Linked DNA regions of Homo sapiens: region 2 is linked to region 1. A link is an interaction called in ENCODE POLR2A ChIA-PET data of the cell type or tissue named here. Cell type or tissue: Panc1. All regions are shown on one strand. Each heading gives the region's core, and the rest is flanking DNA. Links, peaks and the distances in the headings are about the cores only.

Evidence for each region. Peaks named below come from ENCODE experiments on the same cell type or tissue, not always from the same donor. Only the 100,000 strongest peaks of a DNase experiment are listed, where the experiment ranks them.
Region 2: POLR2A ChIA-PET joins it to region 1 with 12 read pairs; 2 of 35 experiments call an interaction of 5 or more read pairs at or near these places.

The regions. Positions count from the first base shown.
Region 1 is chr7:149,316,385-149,326,833 of GRCh38, forward strand. No RefSeq gene overlaps it. Among named protein-coding and RNA genes, the nearest start is that of TRC-GCA9-2, 9.5 kb to the right of the region's middle. RefSeq lists a silencer at 5,257-5,474 and an enhancer at 5,824-6,003. In Panc1, for the core only: CTCF peaks have their summits at 1,814 (motif pointing left) and 2,014; no DNase peak of the experiment used is centred there; H3K4me3 peaks cover 585 bases.
Region 2 is chr7:149,393,747-149,404,195 of GRCh38, forward strand. LOC105375559 (a long non-coding RNA gene) reads right to left here and starts at 7,735. Exons shown (of 3, transcript XR_928103.3): 1 at 6,790-7,735; 2 at 6,426-6,566; 3 at 3,437-4,378. It overlaps LOC101928733 (a long non-coding RNA gene), which reads left to right and starts at 4,458. Exons shown (of 2, transcript XR_242213.1): 1 at 4,458-4,797; 2 at 4,931-7,710. In Panc1, for the core only: no CTCF peak of the experiment used is centred there; no DNase peak of the experiment used is centred there.

The sequences.
Region 1 (10,449 bases), core at 852-8,851:
GTCTCGACTCCTGGCCTCAAGCAATCCACCTACCTCGCCTCCCAAAGTGCTGGGATTATAGGCGTGAGGCACCGTGCCTGGGCCAGGATGGTTAAGCCTTCTTGTTGAATTGAATCCTTTATCATTATATAATGTCCTTCTTTACTCTTGTTAGTTTAAAATCAATTTTATCTGATAGAAGAATAGTGACTTCTGTTCTTTTTTTGTTTTCCATTTACATCATAGATCTTTCTCAGTCCCTTTGCTTTAAGGCTGTGGGTGTCATTACATGTGAGATGGGTATCTTAAAGACAGCAGAGGAAGGGTCTTGTTTTTTTAAAAATCTGATTTGCTACTCTATGCCTTTTAAGTAGAGTGTTTAGGCAGTTTACTTTCAAGATTAATGTTGATATGTGAGGTTTTGTTCCTGTCATAGCATTGCCATTTAGTTGCTTTGTAGTTTCAATTGTGTAGTTGCTTTATACAGTCTGTGGGCTATGTGCTTGCATGTGCCTTTGTGGAGGCAAATTTCATTCTTTTGTTTCCATGTTTAGAACTCTGTTAAGCATCTCTTGTTGGGTCAGTCTGGTGGTGACAAATTCCCTTAGCAATTGCTTATCTGAGAAAGACTTTATTTCTCTTTCGTTTACACAGCTTACTTTGGTGGGATATAAAATTCTTAGCTGGCATTCTTTTTCTTTAAGAATGCTAAAAATGGGCCCCCAGTCTCTTCTGGCTTGTAAGGTTTATGCTGAGAAGTCCACTGTTAGTCTGATGGGTTTTCCTTTAGAAGTAATATAACCCTTTTCTCTAGTTGCCATTAAGATTTTTTTTTTCTTTCCCTTTGACCTTGGATAGTCTGGTGACTATGTGCTTGGGGGATGATTGTCTTGTGTAGTATCTCGCAAGAGTTCTCTAGATTTCTTATATCTGCCTGTCAATCTCTCTAGCAAGATTGGGGAAGTTTTCCTGAATTATACCCTCAAATATGTTTTCCACATTGCTTACTTTTTCTTCTTTTCTCTCAAGAATGCCAGTAAGTCATAGATTTGGTTGCTTTACACAATCCCATATTTCTTGAAGGCTTTGTTCATTTAAAAAGAATACTTAAAAAATATGTGTGGGTTGAGTCAAAAGAGTGGTCTTTGCGCTCTGAAATTCTTTATTCTGCTTGGCCAAGTCTGTTGTTAAGGCTTCCAACTGTAATTTGAAATTCCTGTAGGGAGTCTTTCAATTCCAGAAGTTTTGTTTGGTTCTTTCTTAATATAGCTATGTCTTCTTTCAAATCTTGGATGGTTTTTCTGGCTTCTTTGTGTTGGATTTCAACTTTCTCTTGGATCTCATTGAGTTTCCTTGCCATCCATATTTTGAATTCTATATTTGTCATTTCAGACATTTCATTCTGGTTAGGATCCATTGCTTAGAAGCTGGTGGGATACTTTGGAGGTGATGAAACACCCTGGCTTTTTGTATTGCCAGAGTTCTTGTGCTGGCTCCTTTTCAGCTGAGAGAGCTGATGCTTTTTTTTTTTTTTTAAATTTGCTATCATTTAGGTGGAGGTTCTTGATATTTTATTCTTTTATCCCTTAGGGGTATGACTCTGGTGTATATTGTGTGTGATTGATTGGTTGGCTATGTTTCTGGGTGCTTCCAGGATACCAAGGCTCTGTATTGTTTCTTGGATGCAGATAGGTAGCTTTCTCAGATGTTGCTTGTAGTAGTGATGTAATTTTGCTTGGTGGTGTAAGTCAGGCTGCAGTCTAGTAGGTGCGCTTAAGAGTAAGAGCCGACAGGGAGGAGTGGGAGTACAGGCAATGGAAAAATGAAAAGAGCGCCCTCTTCAGGCATGCATTCATCTTCAGTGGGGTGGAGCAACGGGAGAAGCTGTCTCTTTCTACCCCAACAGGAGGAGCCGCTGCTGAGTAGGCAACAGTGCACCGAGGAGGGGCACCAGGGATAAGAGATGACCCCCTCTTGATGTCTGTTCCGGGCTTTGGTGTGCCTCCTACAGAAGTTAGCATGGTGCTTGCATTTCCTTTGACCTAAGGGTGGCTTTGACATTCTGTGCTCCCCACCTTCTTAGAGGGGACCATGCCAAGAGTTAGATTTCCACGGGAGTGGAGTGCACTGCCCTCTAGCTTCTCAAATGGTGGTGGGGCACTTTCCCCCAACTGACCAAGAGAGTAGGCTGGGGCACCCAGCAATGACACATGCAGACTGGTTCCACGTCACAAAACTGCCCCTGGCTGCCAGTCTTGCCACCCAGGAGAAACCATGGCTTCAGCAGCTCTCCTCCTGCTGCAGCCCTGCAACGGGAGAGAGCCTAATTCCTGCACCTACTGCTGGGCACCTCCATGTTTGCTGCTCAATTCTGGCTGTGGAGGGCTTTTCCCCCATTCCAAAGCAAGTGCTCCAATGTCTAGCCTGAGACTAAAATGCCTGTTATGGCCACTGCTGCCATGTTGCCAAATAATGTCTCTAAACTCTCAAAATGGTGCCAGCTGTGAGCTTGTGACTGGAGAGGGTGGAGCCCCTCTCAGGAAAGCATGGAAAAAAGCTGTGGGGAGTGTGGTTTGCTTGCCTCTCAGTCTCACAGAAACCTGTGGCAGGGCACTGGCTATTGTTCTAGGTATGCATAGGAGAGTCTGGCTTCCTTGTCCCTCAGCTGGGTAGTGGCCACGGCCACATCAGTTTAAATTCAGGCTGAAGGCGGGGCCCAACCCAGTGTTACACCCTCAAAATGGCATCTTGGGCCTAGGACCAGAGAGAGAATGGGGCACCACCCAGGCAAGCAGTGTGAGCAAGAAGCTGTGGAGAGTGCAGTGCGCTTGCATCCCAGTCTCAACAGCAGCTCATAGCAGTGTGGCAAGTACCCTCCTGGATGCATGGAAGTGCCCATTCTCCCTCCTCCCTCCTTGGAACAGTGCACCAGCTGCAGCCATGTCTATAGATCCCAGGAATCTGAGACAGCAGGTCATTGCTGGGGAAAAGCCATACAACTGTGTTGACTAGACTCACCTGAGACCGCTACTTGGCACTTAACATTTCCAGGCAAGCCTGTTAGTTTATGTAATACTCTTGCCTTATCACCTCCTGAGACGGCTATTTTGCCTCTTCTATTCTCTTCTCAAATCCTCAACATGCCCTTCTCATCTTCTATTGTAGTTGAATATGCAACAGTTGTCAGAATCAAAATGGAATCACTTGCGTTAAAAAACCCTTACAAATAGAGTTGGGGAAGGGCACGAGGGAGGGTTCTCCGCACCAGTGCCTGATAAGAAGGACTATCACAGAAGACTGCAAAACCCACAGGTTCCACAAAGGTAATTGCAACCTTACACACACAAAATATACTTTTGTGAGAACGTCTGTCCAGAAACTGCTAATCTTGGACTGGCACCCTCTTATTGTTGATCCTTAGTGCCAAGGATAATTGTCTGAAAGCAATTATATAATTCGCCTTACTTTTTTTCATTAAAAACCTTTGTCTTTACCTCCGTGAATACACACATAGTTACTATGGCACACATATCCCCATTGCAATGCTCTGTTTCCAATAAGCAGAATTTTTAGAGTGTCCCTCTGTATTTCTTAGTTTGACAAAATGGTGTCTCGAGTGGGACTGAAGTGAGCTCAGCTTGAATGGGTTGGTGGCTCCGGAATCAAGTGTGGTACCACCTGAGCTCTTTGCACTCTGCTTCTGTCAGTTACCTTTTCTGCCCTGGTGAATCTCGAGTTTTTGGACTCCCTGTCTTTGGTGAGTTCTTTTTTATTTTATTCATGTTCTGATTTGGTTATAAGGCCACCTCAATAAAGAACTTTGCATCTGTCCTGGGATGACAGAAGACTTTGTTTTTCTGGCAAACCATTTCTGGTATAAGAACAATGTCCTTCTGGTTTCAGTACTCTGGTTTCTACAGAATTTATCTTCTGTCTGGTTCTCCATGCCTGGTTTAATATTTTGTTTGGTCTGTGCATTAGTCTGTTCTTGCATTGCTATAAAGAAATACCTGCGACTGGATAATTTATAAAGAAAAGAGGTTTGATTGGCTCACAGTTCTTCAAGCTGTACAGGAAGCATGATGCTAGCACTGCTTGGCTTCTGGGGAGGCCTCAGGGAACTTTCAACAATGGCCGAAGGTGAAGGGGAAGGAGGCACTTCTGTGGCTGGAGCAGGAGCAAGCGGGGCGGGGGAGGTGCTACACATTTTTTTTTTCCAGTTTCCAAATGGTTATTTTATCAGATTGTTTGAACATTTAATTTATCCTGTTTGCAATCCAAAGTAGTTATCTGAAGTTTGCTGTTTTGTGTGTATGTGTGTGTTTACTTTTATTGTATATTTTTCTAAACTCTTTGGCGTAATTTTCTGGGGGCGTTCAGACTGCCAAAATACAAGTCAGGAGAGGGCGTTTTCTTTGTGCTGCCAATTCTGATCATTTAAATTTTGGTTTGGTTTGTGACTTTTTTGTTTTTGAAGTCTGCGCTATTTGTAACAATTGTACTTACATTTTTCTATATTCTCTAACGCCAGAGTTTTCTTTTTCTCCCCCCTCCCCCTCACTTCTACATTCACAGTTGAACCATAGTATTAGGAAAGGCGCCTTACTGAAAAGATCAGGATAGGAGCTCTGACCATTCGTCAGTGTTTCCCTAGAGTAAAAAAAAAAAAAAAACAAAACAAAACGAAAAAAACAAAACCTAAAGAGCGTCTTTCCTCTGTGTTTTTTTTTTTTTGTTTTTTTTTACATCTCTTGTGCTGCACCAGTAGACAGAACTTGGGTTCGTTTTATGAAATGCAACATCTAACCCCTTGTTTTCTGGGAAAAAGAAACTGTAATGACTTGAACTTGAGAATGTGGATACCGCCTCACTCACACACACTCATTCTCAGACTGTAAAAAATCCCTCACCCTCCTTCTAGCCGGCAAGCATACAGTACCGTGTGGCAAAGGTACAGAGAAGGTGGGCTTGAGACCCAGGCTCCATCTTTCTCCTCAGTAGCAAAGGCCAGGCTGCCTTTTACAACAAAGCACCACAGCTGAACCCAGTCCCTCCTCCTCCCCGAAACCAGGCATTCCACTCGGCACCGGCCAAAAGACAGAAAAACTACTTCTAGCCTCTCCTGGGAAGAGATAGCTTTTCTTTTTTCTTTTCTTTTCTCTTTTCTTTCGCTCTTTCTCTCTTTCTTTCTTTCTTTTTCTTTCTTTCTTCTTTTTTTATAAGTAACTCCATTGTTTTTCTCTTTTCCAAGATAGCCAATGTTATGGTTTTCTACGAAGTCAGTGCTTACTTAGCTCACTGACAGTGCTGCTGTTGGCGGCGGCGGCTGCGGCTGCTGCTGTGGCAGGATTTTCAATGTGGTGTGTTTTCAAGCCTCACTCACTCATCCTCTCATTCCCAAACATTCAGCATCCATGCACACTCCTCACTTCCAGGTTTTTCAAAAGATTGGAGATTTCCAGTGGGGGTCCTCAGGTTATCATCCCAGTGGTAACAGATCAAGCTTGGTCCTTCAGTTTCTTGAATTCTTTTGTTGCCCGTGTAGCAAGGGTTTTTGCTTTGTTCGTCTTCGATCTCCGCCGTTCAGTTAACAATTCATGGATCAGTGGCCTAGCTTCTACTAGTTTCAGTACATCCTTCCCAAATGCTGTATATAAGTCCCCTATTAGTCCAGCAGCACAAGCTACTACTCCGTCTGTATGATCCTCATCTCCAGCAATGTGGTCAATGCAAAGTTCTCAAGAGAACTCACTCACTCACTATCATGAGGACAGCACCGAGGGGATGGTGCTGAACCATTCATGAGAAACCGCCCCCATGATCCAGTCGCCTCCCACTAGGCCCCTCTCCAACACTGGGGATTACAATTTGACATGAGATTTGAGTGGGGACACAGATCCAAACCGTATCTGTCTGCATACTTGGCTTAAAATTTTTATGAACACTCTTACTTTTGGTTTCATTTTGGTCAGGTCACATGTATCTGTAAGTGATTTGGCTCTTTTCTCCCTTGTTTCTGAACATGTTCTGAGAGGAAAAAAAAAAAAACATTCTAAATGGTGGGCATAAGATGACCAATTAAAAGCTACTAGGTGGTCACTGCTATCTGTCATGCCAGTTCAAATTACTCACATTCTTTGACAGGATTTCTAGGATTTTTTTTTTGCCCTTGAGAGATAAACAAGAAGTGGAACGCGATTATCAAATTCTAAAGGCATACCACTAAAACCTTCCTTTGGGATTCCAGTCAGCTGTATCATAGTTGATTCTCATGTACATTTTAAAACTGATGGGCAAATTACACCAAGAAAAATGTAGAGCACAAATGGTCATTATTCACAGGCTCTAAGAAAACTGCAGCCAACTATAGGGTTAACATGTAGATTCTTCCAAGTTCTCTGTCTACTTTTTTCTGCTTATTTTGACTCTGATGACTTTTCTCCTGGCATTAGGATGAATTCACTGGTTATGGCATTCCAGCCTCTCTCTCTCTCTATTTAAATATATATATTATGTATATTTGATAAATATATTTAACATAATATATATTAAATATATATACAATATTAAATATATATAATATATATATTAAATATATATACAATATTATATATTATATATATTAAATATATATACTTAAATAAAGATAGGGTCTCACTCTGTCACCTAGGCTAGAGTACAATGGCATGATCATAGCTCACTGCAGCCTCCAACTCCTGGGATCAAGTGATCTTCTTGCCTCAGCCTCTTGAGTAGCTAGGACCACATTTGAGTACAATCACACCCAGCTAATTTTGTTATTTTTTTGTAGAGACAGGGGCCTCACTATGTTACCCAGGATGGTCTTGGACTCCTGACCTCAAGCCCTCCTCCTGCCTCAGCCTCCCACAGCTGGGATTATAGGCATGAGCCACCATGTCCTGCCCCTAGCCAAGATTATTTAAAAAGGAGTCTTAAAGGGCTTTCAAATCAATAGCTTTACAAATTACAATAGCTCCATGACAACTAACAACCTAGACACCTTTTGGAAATGAAAATTCAGGTTTGCCCAACTAACAACTACTCAAGGTGATGGAAAAATTAAAGGATTGACATTCTAAAAGAAAAGAACTAAATAAATATTTATAAAAGTTAGGCTACCAGATCAAACAAGTCAAAACCTTGAGCTCAGAGTAATAATATAAGGAAGGTATCTCCACCCAGCATAAAAATTGCTTTACCGGCCAGGCACGGTGGCTCACGCCTGTAATCCCAGCACTTTGGGAGGCCGAGGTGGGCGGATCACGAGGTCAGGAGATCAAGACCATCCTGGCTAACACGGTGAAACCCGTCTCTACTAAAAATACAAAAAAAAGTTATCCAGGCGTGGTGGCGGGCGCCTGTAGTCCCAGCTGCTCAGGAGGCTGAGGCAGGAGAATGGTGTGAACCCGGGAGGCAGAGCTTGCAGTGAGCCAAGATAGTGCCACTGCAGTCCGGCCTGGGCAAAAGAGCAAGACTCTGTCTCAAAAAAAAAAAAAAAAATTGCTTTACCACATAGGGGCAAAGCAATTAAATGAGCACTCACAGAAAATATATAATAATTAACCCAAATACCTTTTAGTTTATGTGACTTACATAAATCTTTGATAAATAAGCTAGTTTTAATTTGTTGATAAAAATAGAAAGGCCTTTAAAATGGTCAGCATATACTTTTGCCTGGGTTTGCTGGCCAGATAAGATTATTTTATTTTATTATTATTTTTTGAGACAGTGTCTTATTCTGTCATCCAGGCTGGAGTGCAGTGGCATGATCCTTGGCTCATGGCAACCTCTGCTTCCCAGGTTCAAACGGTTCTCCTGCCTCAGCGTCCTGAGTAGCTGGGATTACAAGTGTCTGCCACCATACCCAGCTAATTTTTGTATTTTTAGTAGAGACAGGGTTTTGTCATGTTGGCCAGGCTGGTCTCGAGCTCCTGACCTCAGGTGATCCACCTGCCTCAGCCTCCCAAAGTGCTGGAATTACAGGCATGAGCCACTGTGCCTGGCCTGGCCAAATGGGATTATATTTGCCTCTGCTAAATGGTTTAAGGTCATAAAACTAGAAGCCCTGCCCCCAAACAGACTAATCTTTTTTTTTGTAACTCTTTGATAAATAAGACTAATTTAACATTGTTGATTTAGTAAAAACAGTTGTATCTTCTGAGGTATTGGCAAAATATCCACATATGTAAAGTTACTTGTTACTCAGGTGAATACCTGATATTCACAGGCTACAGAAAAGGGCTAACAGGGAAATGACTTAAAATGATGACTAGTTTTGTCTACTATTTTAGTTTTCGTAAGTAATCTGGGTATAATTGTTTAAAATAAATCAATATAAATGGGATTCACATTTATAAACTTTTCATGCAATTTGAAATCTTAACATTATTAAATTAAGTGATACTAAATGTCTGGGTTATTTTTAAGTAAGACAAAATACTAAAACATACATTGCTAAACATAAATATAAGTTTATTCTCGGCATCTTAAATTTTATAGGAAGACTAAATAAATTTAGATCTACTAATACAAAATAAAAATTGTGTTATGGGGAAACATACTTCTAAAAATTATAACATGGTTCTCCATCTATAAAATACTAATATGTGACAGGCAGCTCAAAATTTTTTGCTTCCTAGGTTTTCACTAGAATTTAAGGTTACTAAGAGTTAAAAATTCTAATTAATATATATGATTCTGTCTACAAAGTACACAAAAATCATTTGATGAGAAAAATTAGGCTTTAAAAATGTGTTCTTTATTGAGAAAAAAACAGTAATTTTGTCTAATTCAGAGATTATTTAAAGGCTGTTTCAAAATATGTGTTTAGGAATGAAATAGAAGCAATATAGAAAGTAACCAGTAAGTAGGAGAGAGAGATGAAGAAACTAATAGGTATGGAACTGTAATTTTGGTAAGGAAGGTTAAAAAGAAAAGAGAATAATTTTATATGAGAAATAATCTTGTGTGGTATATTTTTGTCCCAAAGTAAAACGACTACTTATTTGGGAAAGAGGAAGTATAGGACAAAGCAGAAGGTCTAAGCATGTCATGGAAGGTCTGTGCAAGTCGTGAAAGGTTTGTGAAGGATGCATTTATGAAATAACTTTTTTGTGTGTGATCAAGTAGGCTATAATTAGAAGGGAATTATTAAAATTATTTCTAAACATTGAGGTTTTATGTTAAAAATTACTAATACAAAACTAAAAATGTGATCCCTTATGTTAGAACAAGGTTTTCTTGAAGTAAAATTACAAGAAGTTTTGATTTTAATTATGAAATGTTTAACAGCTGTATTCTAAACTGCAGCCTCTTCCTGTTTTATGGTTTCTATTTATGTCACATTTCGTCCTGAGATTTATTTAATTTCCCTAGTTTCAGTTGAAAATGCTGTCTTCATCATTTAGAATGGTAATTTTATTTCTTGAGGTAGAGTTTTCCTCTACCTCAAGGTTCATATCTCAGAAATTCAACTTCCCAGGTTCATATCTCAGAAGTTCAACTGTGGCTGTGTCTCCCTGCAGGTGATTTGCAAGTAATATATTCATTTTTTTGCCTGGCTGGGGTGATAATTTTAACTTTTTCATCAGCTCAGTTCTCTAGTTCTAACTCTGCTGGTATGGCCTGACACTGAAATACTTATCTTGAAGGTCTAGAAGAGAAATGTTTTTGTTTAATATAACTTGATTTCTTGATGTTTCTGAATTGTTCCATATAACCAGGAACTTCCTATGCTTTTTTTTTTTTTTTTTTTGAGATGGAGTCTCACTCTGTCACCCAGGCTAGAGTGCAGTGGCGCGATCTCGGCTCACAGCAAGCTCTGCCTCCCAGCTTCATGCCATTTTCCTGCCTCAGCCTCCCAAGTAGCTGGGACTACAGGTGCCCGCCACCGTGCCCATCTAATTTTCTGTATTTTTTAGTAGAGACGGGGTTTCACTGTGTTAGCCAGGATGGTCTCGATCTCCTGACCTCGTGATCCACCTGCCTCGGCCTCCCAAAGTGCTGGGATTATAGGCATGAGCCACCGCACCCGGCCGAACTTCCCATGCTTTTACCAAGAGCCATGCATTCTGCTGCTCAAGATACTAGTTTTTTGTTTACATTCCTCTATAATGTGTTTTACACTCATAACCTTGGACACACAATCTTATTAAGTTTAAAGAGCTTTTTCATCAGGTTCAACTTCCATGTTATATAAGTGAGCTTCCTGTAAGAATAAGCAATCACATTTCAGGATGTTTGTCTTATCTTTTTGGTAACTGTTCTAAGAAACAGTCTTTATTAGGTTTTTGATTACTTAGGAAAACTGAGCTTTGAAAGCTTTAAGTCTACAAAAAATCCATGTAACTTTCTGTATTGCTCTTGAAATTTTTGACTATCACTATGGTTAAATGAATGACTATTATTTCACAGTGACCTGTAATCCTGTTTTAATCAGGTGTTTAAAAA
Region 2 (10,449 bases), core at 1,080-9,079, 78 kb after region 1:
CTTCTAATACCATCACTGTGGGGATTAGAATTTGGGGGAACACAGACATTTACACCATAGCACTCACAAATAGAATATTGAGAGAAAAAAGCTAGACAAAGAGGAACATATATTTTATGGTTCCATTTAAACAAAGTACATGAACAGGCAAAATTAATGCATGGCAAGAGAAGTCAGAATAGTTTGGTTCTTTTGGGGAGGAGAGGCCAATGCTTAGGAGGGTCCTGCAGGTGGTTTCTGAGTTTCTGCTGTGTTATTTTCTCAGCTGGTGCAGTGGTTACCAGGCATGTTCGCTTTGTTTTAATTCATTGAGCTGTACATGAGGCTTTGTGCACTCTTCTCTGTGTTATGCTTTAATTTTCCAAAGTAAGAGGAAAAAACTAGCCATGAAAAGAAACCATCCGGGTCAGAGACTGTAGCAATGACTGTGACCTCATCAGCTGAATCGTCCTGCTGTGGGCCTGTGGTGGTGGCAGGTACTGCCCAGGTGCTATCCAGGTGCCACCAGGTCCTGTCCGGGTACTGCCAGATCCTGTCAGTTGCTACCCAGATGCTGCCCAGGTTCTGCCCAGGTATTGCCCAGGTGCCGCCAGATCCTGCCCAGGTGCTGCCAGGTCCTGCCCAGGTGCTGCCAGATCTTGCCCAGATGCTGCCCAGGTCCTGACCAGGTGCTGCCAGATCCTGTCCAGGCACTTCCAGGTCCTGCTCAGGCACTGCAACAGCAGCACAGGATCTTGGGGGCCAAAGCATCCCTGAAGCTGCTGCTAGGACCCCACCTCTCTGGAAGGCAGTATTCCCAGGGCCATATCTTATACTTTCAGTTAAAATAAATAAAACAGTTTATAAGGAAAAAAGTTAAAACCCCACCCCCAACCTCACAAACAGCAGCAACAGCAGCGTCAACAATACAACAAACATTAGTAAGTCGCCCTCGTCTCCCCACTCTTCCCACATGGCCTCTGCCTGCTGACACCATCTGCTTGCAAAACAAATACAAACCTGTGGTTCCTTTGCTTCAAATCCTCAGTGAACTCCAAGATGTCGAAAATGTCAAAGCTTCCAAGCACAGTCGATATACAAGGCTCCCCACAACCTGTATCGATCTACTTTTCCATCGTGATCACCTCTCTCTCCCACCCCTCCCTGTTCCTTGCTCCCTGTCCTCATCCTCCATACCACCACCCCACAGACCCTCACAGGCAAACATGCGCCCTCCGGCCACCGAGTGCTCTCTGTGGTCTAGCACGTCTTCTAATGTGCCATCCAACGCACTTCCCAACCCCACTGTCTGGACAAGCATTCATCTCTCGCTGTAGAGGTGACCTATCAGCTGGGTTTTTTTGTTTGTTTTTTGTTTGTTTGAGATGAAGTCTTGCTCTGTTACCCAGGCTGGAGTGTAGTGGCACGATCTCAGCTCACTGCAACTTCCATCTCCTGGGTTTAAGCGATTCTCGTACCTCAGCCCCCTGAGTAGCTGGGATTACAGGTACACACCACCATGCCCAGCTAATTTGTGTATTTTTAGTAGAGCTGGGATTTCACTATATTGGCCAGGCTGGTCTTGAACTCCTGGCCTCAAGTGATCCTCCCACCTCAGCTTCCCAAAATGCTGGGATTACAGGCATGAGCCGCCAAACTGGGTATGTTTTTTGAAGACTTTTCTCCCTTTCACTGGCCCCGGATTGAGTTGCTTTTTCTCTTTTCTGTTTTTTTTTTTTTCCTTAATTTAAGATTTTGTTTGCAATTCTAGCACGTATTACTACGTTGTCATTATTTCCATCTGGCTCTGAGCATGTCTTAGGCAGGAGGAATGTTCAAATATTCCTCATCTGCATATGTCTGGAGCCTTGGCACTCAATAGATGCTCAAAAAAAATGTCAGTTGAGTTTAACCAAGGAGGGTTGATTGGCCTTTCCATTCTTAAATTTCAACAAGGCTATTTATGCATGTTTTGCCTTGGGACTGAGGAAGCATAGGCAGAAATGTTGTGAAGACAAGAAAGGGATGGTTCATGGCAGTAAGGAAGACCACTATTTAGAATTGGTGTTGCCAGCTCCTGAAAGCAAGCTTGAAGTCCTAGGCATGTCCTTACAAGTGAAAGGTGGCAGTTGTGAAGTCACAGCAGGTCAAAAGGATGGCCCGGAGGTAGAGCATTTGACTGAAGGTCAGAAAGTACTTGATACAAAGAGAGGAACAAAAGACCATGGAAGTGACAGTGTGTGACTTTTGAAGCTAGACAATAAAAGCATGGCAGCTTCCACCTTGGTCTTTTAGATTTATCACTCTTAGGGGAAGCCAACCTCCATGCTGTGAGGATGCTCAAGCAACCCTGTGGAGGCTGATGTGGAGAGGGACTGAGGCCCTCAGCTCATAATCTGCATCATCTTGCCAGCCATGGGAGAGAGCCACCTTGAAAGTAGGCCCTCCAGCCCCAGTCAAGCCTTCAGATGACACAGCTCCAGCTGACATACAACTATAACTGCAAGGAGAGACCTCTAAATGAGAACTGCTCAGTAGTGTCCATCTTGAATTTCTGGCCAATAGAAACTATGGAAGTAAGACATGTTTAGTGTTGTTTGAAGCTCTAAGATTTGCTGTGATTTGTTTTGCAGCATTAACTAATCAAAATACCAGGTGAAGAAGACGAGTAGGGAAGGGCATTTGAGGTAGAGGATGCAGTATAAACAAAGGCTGGGCAAGGAATCACATGTGTCAGGGGAGCAGTGAGAAGGGTAGTGTGGGCCATGGGAGGCATTGAGGGCATGATGGCTGGAGAAGGCAGCAAAGTCTAAATTGCCATGGGCCATGAGTTCCATGGGATGAAGTTTATATTTTGTCCTGTGAACACTGAGGATCCACAAACGGTTTTATTCAGGAGATGAAAATAATCTGCTCAGATTGTTCAGGAATCTCACAGTGTGATCACATTGGACAGGAGAATCCAGTGGAAGGAGTTACAGGGATGTGACTTTAGAGTCACAGTGATTCAGGCAAGAGTACATGAAGCTGTGGCAGTTTGGGTAGAGACAGTGGACGAAAATTTGGAATAAAAATCTATAAGATTTGGGCTGGGTGCAGTGGCTCATGCCTGCAATCCCAGCACTTTGGAAGGCCGAAGTGGAAGGCTCACTTTAGCCCAGGAGTTCAAGACCAGGCTGGGGCATCGTAGTGAGACCCCATCTCCACAGAAAATTTAAAAATCAGCCTGGCGTAGTGGTACACACCTGTAGTCTCAGCTGCTCAGGAGGCTGAGTTGGAAGTATTACTTGAGCCTAAGAGTTTGAGGCTGCAATGAGCTATAATCAGGCCTGTGCACTCCAGTCTGGGCAACAGAGTGGATTTGGTAACTTTTTGGACTGAAAGGTGAGGTGAGTTGGAAGCAGGGAGGTGAAATACACAGAGGACCCCAGCTTGGAAGCCTTGAGGGCTTGCAATGTTCTTACTATTAATAATTTTTATTTTTATTTTTAAAATTTATTTTAAGAAATAAATTATTTCATGATTATTATTCTATGTAGTCAGTCTTCTTCCCACCAAAGACAAAAAGTTAGATATGCCTGGAAGTTAGAAATTTAAATAGATCCCAGCTGCAGATGAAATTGGGATCAGAAAATGAGGGGAATGGGAAGAAAAGAAATATGACTTTGCGCTAGAGATGATTTTGTACCAGTGATTGCCCTGAGGAGTTTGCACTGATATCTGGAGGAAGGCTTTTGCTAGTGGAGTGGGACTATCTCTCCACGATGCACCGATTTGCCTCCACCCATGTACATATGGAATACAAAGTTCCAGGCTCCCCCTCCTCTCTCTTCCCCTCTCTCTGGAGGATGCTGGATGAGGGGTGGTGGGGGTGGGCTGCACAGGGTGTGGGAAAGGATGTGGGAGTCTCTGGCCAGTCACCGCAGGAGCCAGGAGTCTGGGTTGGCTATTTGTTCCCCTTAGGTCATTGTGTCCAGGGGGAAGGGAGGCTTTCTGGAAAGAATGTGTTTAGTTTGTATCAGGGGCGGTGAGAGCCGCATTTCCACATTGGGACGTTTCCTGGATGCATTGCCCTCTGTCCACAAGCAGAAATGGAAGTAGCCAAGGCAGGCGGGTGGGGCCCAGGCAGCAACCAGAGTGGCAAGTGAGAGGCCAGAGGGAGCAGATGGAGCAAGTCCCGCTTATAAGTTGGGTGGAGTCCTCGGCGATGTTGCAGCACAAACCAGCCGGAGTTGAGCTCCTGGGCATAACGTACAGGTTTGTCCACACGTGGTCTCCTTGCCGGGACCCCAGTTGTCCTGGTTGTGAGGATTCTGAGACTCAGTGACTTGCTAACAATGACACAGATGGCAGGAGGCAGAATCAGGATTCAAACCTACTCAAACGTACCACAGGGTTTCTGCAGAAACAGAGAGAACCTGCTAGAAAAGTCATTGTGAGGCTAGCAAAGCTTGTCTGCTGCATTCTATTTCTTTGTCACAGACAAATAAGACATTACAGCCTTACAGGCTGGCTTTTGAGGGGTGGGAGAGGAAGAAAACAAAATACTCTTGCTGGATAAAAACGTAAACCATAGGAGACACCTGGACTTGAAGCAGGAACCTCTTGGCGTGTAGGCAGAGGCTCTTCCACCAAGCTATACCCTCTACAGTGGCAGGCTCCTCTCATTAGCGCCTTTCAAGGCTGCAGTCCCACGCCTCTTCTGATCTCTGGCTGTTCCCGGGCTCTCACTTTCGGGGAACTGGTGCTGGCGCCCCACCGCCACGACTCACTCACGGATTCACTCCTACACGTCACCAGCATCACCCTCCTGCCCAGGTGCCGCTCCCTTTTATGGAGTGTCTCTCCGGGTCCACCTCCCTCCAGCTGCTGCTTTGCTGTCCCTGGGGCGAGGGCTGTGAGAGCAAGGCCTGCAGAGCTCCCCGTAACCATAGCTCTCACCTTGCCTCAGGCCCGGGACACTGGCCAGGGAGCTCAAGGCCTCGTCCTGCCTCCTCTGGGATCGAGTAGGACTGCAAGAAGAACCTGTCCGGGACACCCGTTCTCCTCCCTTCCCTCACCGGCCTGACCGTCTTCTCTCTGCAGTTGCTGTTGTCCTGCTATTAGCACTCCCTGCCCCTCCTCTACTCGGATTCTTATTCCCTGATTCCCATACGGAAAATCGTGGGACTTGCCAGCCTCCATAATTTCATGAATCAACTCCTTAAAATTAATCTCCATATAGATAGATGATAGATAGATAGATGATAGAGCTATATTTCTCTGTCTACCGATACAGATCTATCTATCTGTATCAATCAATCTATGTCTATCTATCTACCCATATATCCACCCACATCCAATTGGTCCTGTTTCTCTGAAGAACCCTGACTACGATACCAGCTAAACCCCTGTTCAATAACAATGAAAAGATGAGAACCTTTCACTGATAAAAACTGAGAGAATTTGCCATCAGCAAACTCTCACTAAAGTAAATTTTATTGTCTTTTGAGACAGGATCTCACTCTGTTGCTCAGGCTAGAGTGCAGTGGCATGATCGTGGCTCACTGCAGCCTTGACCTCCCAGTGGGGAGGTCCTTAAGAGATCCTCCCACCTCAGCCTCTCAAGTAGCTGGGACTACAAGGGTGTGTCATCATGCCCAGCTAATTTTTTCTTTCTTTCTTTTTTTTTTTTTTTTGGTATTTTTTGTAGAGACAGTTTCACCATGTTGTCCAGACTGGTCTCAAACTCCTGGGCTCAAGTGATCCTCCTGCCTCAGTCAACCAAAGTGCTAGGATTATATGCGTGAGCCACTGTGCCCGATCTAAAGTAAGTTTTAAAGGATATTTTTTCAGGAAGAAGACAACTGTATACAGAAGGAATGAATGATAGGAAATAAGAGAATTAGAAAAGAAATTTAAGAATCTGGCTAATGTAACAAACATTAATTGAGCAGAAGACTAATAATACAATAATTATTTATTTTTAAATTGATAATCATGCAGGTATTTGGGCATTAACAAAACAAGGTGAAGCCAAATACTTGCTTTAACAATAAATTGACCAGGTGCGGTGGCTCACGCCTGTAATCCCAGCACTTTGGGAGGCCAAGACGGGTGGATCACTTGAGGTCAGGAGTTCGAGACCAGCCTGGCCACTATGGCGAAACCCTGTCTCTATTAAAAATGCAAAATTAGATGGGCGTGGTGGCGGGCGCCTGTTATCTCAGCTACTTAGAAGGCTGAGGCATGAGAATCACTTGAACCTGGGAGGCAGAGGTTGCAGTGAACCAAGATTGTGCCATTGCACTCCAGCCTAGACAAAAAAAGCAAAACTTCGTCTCAAAAAACAAAAACAAAAACAATAATGAATGCACATTTTTCAAGCACAAATAGAACATTTATAGAAATTGACCATATTACAAGTCTAATTTTAGCACATTATAAAGAATTAGTATAATACAAACCTCATTCTCTGACAAAATGTAGTAAAGGCAGAAATTTGTAACAAGTAACTTCTAAATAATCATGTATGCTTTGACAACAGTTGAAAGACTTCTGAATTAACCATGGGTCAAAGAAAAAATTGCAATGAAAAATGAAAATACCTGGAAGCAAACAATAATAAATGTTATCATCAAAACCTGTGAAATGGCTCCAGAGAGGGACGTCCCCAGGATTGACTCCTAAAAGTGAAAATGGAGCTCAGCAGAGTGGCTCACAACAGTGACTCTCAACAGTAACTCCATCTCCAGTGCTTCCGATAGGCTCTCTCCCTCTCCTTCCCCACCGAGGTACATGCTGGGTTACAGCAGTCAATCTCCTCCTTACTGGAGTGCTAATAATTGGCTTCAGAAAGGCGTCCAGAAACCCTGGACTGGCAGAACCTCAATGCGGTTGAAGGTATGGAGCCTGGGCCTCAGATGTGCATCACCAGACCCCTGAACTTGTAGATGCAACCTAATTTGACCAGGTTCTCAAGGTAGCCCTAATTAGACTCTCAAAGACTGATACATAATAAGCCAGAATGTTCTTCAGGTTACCTGGGAAACTAAGAGCCATCAGAAGGTTGCTTAGTGAGGCTGCAATCAGAGCAAATGGAATTGAAAGCTCTTGAGGGGATTTTCTCAGGTCATAGAAAATTATCATGAGTGATTCTTGTTCCGAAGTATTGTCCCCTCTCTAGAGGCCAAAATCTCACATCCACGGAACTGAGACCCTCACTGACTCCTTGCTCATCCTTGGCAGGTCACTGAGTCCTGTCATTCAGTCCCCTGGACCTGGACACCCGTCGTCACTGCTAGTGTCTTGGCTCTGTGATCTACTATGTGTGTCCAAATCTCAGTCCACAAATTGAGGAGTAGAGGACTGTGACTTTACTCTTTTACAGAACAGCTTGATTTCTATTTTGTGTCCTGTCCTGCTGGGCGACAGAAATTTAATGACTCATCTATAAATCCTCCCAATATTTCCCCCGTGTTGCCCCTAAATTCGGCAGTGGCTTTAGGAGTGCCACAGCACTGGAGGTGGGGTTAGGGGTTTGCTTCTTCACATCATCTTGACCACATGTGAGTGTGGGATATTCTGGTTTCCTGCTGCCTCGGGGTCCTTGCTGTTCCCCACTGTGCCTTCTCCTGCCAGCCTTGCCCATATGGCTCTGCCATGCGGGGACAGTGCTACTTCTGTGCCAATCTTTATTGCCTGAGTCCCCCAGCACCCAGACTGCTGAAATTAAAAGATGAGCACCGACAATTTGCATTCTATGGCGTCATTCCTTCCCTGTGGTGTGAAAGGCACAAGGCCTACCTGTCTGGATGAGAGGGCAGGTGGTGACAGCAGCCACAGGTGGCGACAGCAGCCACAGGGGACAGAAACCTTGCTTTTTTTTTTTTTTTTTTTTTTTTTTTTGAGATGAAGTTTTGCTCTTGTCACCTAGGCTAGAGTGCAATGGCGTGTGGTCTCAGTTCACTGCAACCTCCGCCTCCTGGGTTCAAATGATTGTCCCGCCTCAGCTTCTCAAGTAGCTGGGATAACAGGCGCCTGCCACCACACCCAGCTAATTTTTGTATTTTCAGTAGAGATGGGTTTTCACCATATTGGCCAGGCTGGTCTTGAACTCCTGACCTCAGGTGATCCACCCACCTCGGCCTCCCAAAGTGCTGGGATTACAGGCGTGAGCCACCGCGCCTGGCCGTGAAACCTCGCTTCTTATCTCCCATTATGAAGACCCAGCTTCTCAAATGTTCTCTGTCTTCCCTCCACCTCCCTATGACTCTCCATCCTTCCCAGAACAGGTCTTATGGGGGCTTTCATATGACCGGCCGCTACATGCTTTCCATTAATTGCCTCCTTTTGTCTTCACAACGAGATAGGTATTGTTATTATCCCCAATTTACAAACAAAGAAACCAAAGCTTAGAGACATTCAGTAACCTAGACAGTCTAACATCAGAACCAAAGTTCATGATCATATTACAAGAATTCTTTCTAAAACAAGGTTACAAAGGGTCTTTGCCTACCTGGCATTGGGAGATAAAACATCTGCCACTTCCTTATTGTCTGATTTCCCTTCTTGGATATTTGGGAAATAACAGCTCACCACCCGTGACTTTAGGCTGTGAGGTTATGAAACAGTTAATTAGACTGCCGTTTCATTTATTTTATTTTGTGTATTTTTTTCTTGGATGTGGGCAAATCTCATTTTAATTGCAAAAGACTTCCTTTACATCACATTCAATAATGAACCAACAGGAGAACTGCTGACTTTGGAATGTATGAATATATAAAAATCCCTTGTAATACAGGTAGTCAAGATAATAAGTGCATGCAAGGAAAGCAATCCTCCTCATTTTTCTGAAAACTGTTTTACATTTTAAAAGGTGGCTAGGCATACTTGGAAGTTCAAAGCAGTAGGATGCACCGTGCAGGGAAACAAAGAGGAAAGCCCTTTTCCATGTTGTTAGGCAAATATATATCAAATATACCCCACTTCCACTTAATAAAGTCAGTTGGATGAGTTCTTTGAACCAGGCTAGGGCAGAATACTCAGTAAAACTGGGCTCTGGGTGGGGATGCGAATCCAGGAGAAGAGGAGCACCAGATCCCATCCGTTCCCCTCTCTAACACAGACGAGGCACGCTGCCCCTTGTCCCTGGACATAGGACGCACCAGCACAGTCCTCAGATAGTTACTGCACCCACTGCCTGGTGCTTTCCAACGGTCTTAATTTACGCCATGGAGAAAATCCTTTACCACCAAACACAAACTGTCATTGAACTTAAGTCATAAAGGATGTTATGGGGGAAATTCTTGTTTGAAGAAGAATTTCTTCGTCAGTTTGAAGAAGTCACTTTGGTTGTTCCTTCACATGAACACTTCTCTCTGGGTCACTTCTGCTGACCTCAGTCCCACCCAGTGCGACTGGAAACAACATGGAAAAGGGCTTTCCTCTTTCTTTCCCTGCACGGTGCATCCTACTGCTTTGAACTTCCAAGTACGCCTAGTCACCTTTTAAAATGTAAAACGGTTTTCAGCTAGAAGCGATTCTAGCTTCACGCTCATGGGCTGATGTTATATTCAAGTGACTTTATCTTCAGGTTCCAGGAGTATCACCATCCCAGAACAAAAGTGGGAGGGTCCTTGGAGAAACTGGAGGTAAGCACTTTTCTGCTTTAAAAATCTCTGGGCAAGATGAACCAGGAAGCCCATCCCTGAGGCAGGAACCTACCTGCAGAGCAGCTAAGGTTTCTAAGGACGTTTGCCACCTAGCCTTGTGTTGCTAGTGACGCTAGTGAACCGGGAACCAAGGTGACTGGTTCTGAGTGTGCCTTCTTTTTTTTGTTTCTCCTTGTTTTTCAGCAAAGTTCCTATTGGAAATGTCAGCCTGTCTCCATGGTGCTAAGAAAAGTAAGGAAAGAAAGTTTTCTCCAGACACACCAATATGAACTCCATTAACATGAGATAGAAAACTAACTCAGAAACTTAGAATCAGAACCTTAAAATCAGATCCTCATTATGGAAAATTTCAAATATACACAAAAACAGTAGTCTCTTCCATCTAGATCCAGCAGTCCTGGTGGGTGAGACCTGATTTAATTAGATTTATTTTAAAATTTAAAATGTATATTTTAGGCTGGGCACAGTGGCTCATGCCTGTTATCTAAGAACTTTGGGAGGCTGAGGTGGGAGGATTACTTGAAGCCGCCAGGAGTTTCAGACCAGCCCGGGCAACAAAACAAGACCCCAGTCTCTACAAAAAAAATTTTTTTTAAAAAATTAGCTGGGTGTGGTGGCAGTAGCTGTGGTGCCAGATACTGGACAAGCTGAGGCAGAGGGTCCCTTGAGCCCAGGACTTTGAGGTGGCAGTGAGCCCTGATCGCGCTGTCACAGGATGCTTCGCAGTGAGCCCTGACCTCACTGTCATGGGATCCTTCGCAGTGAGCCCCGATCCTGCTGTCACAGGATCCTTTGCAGTCAACCCTGACCTCACTGT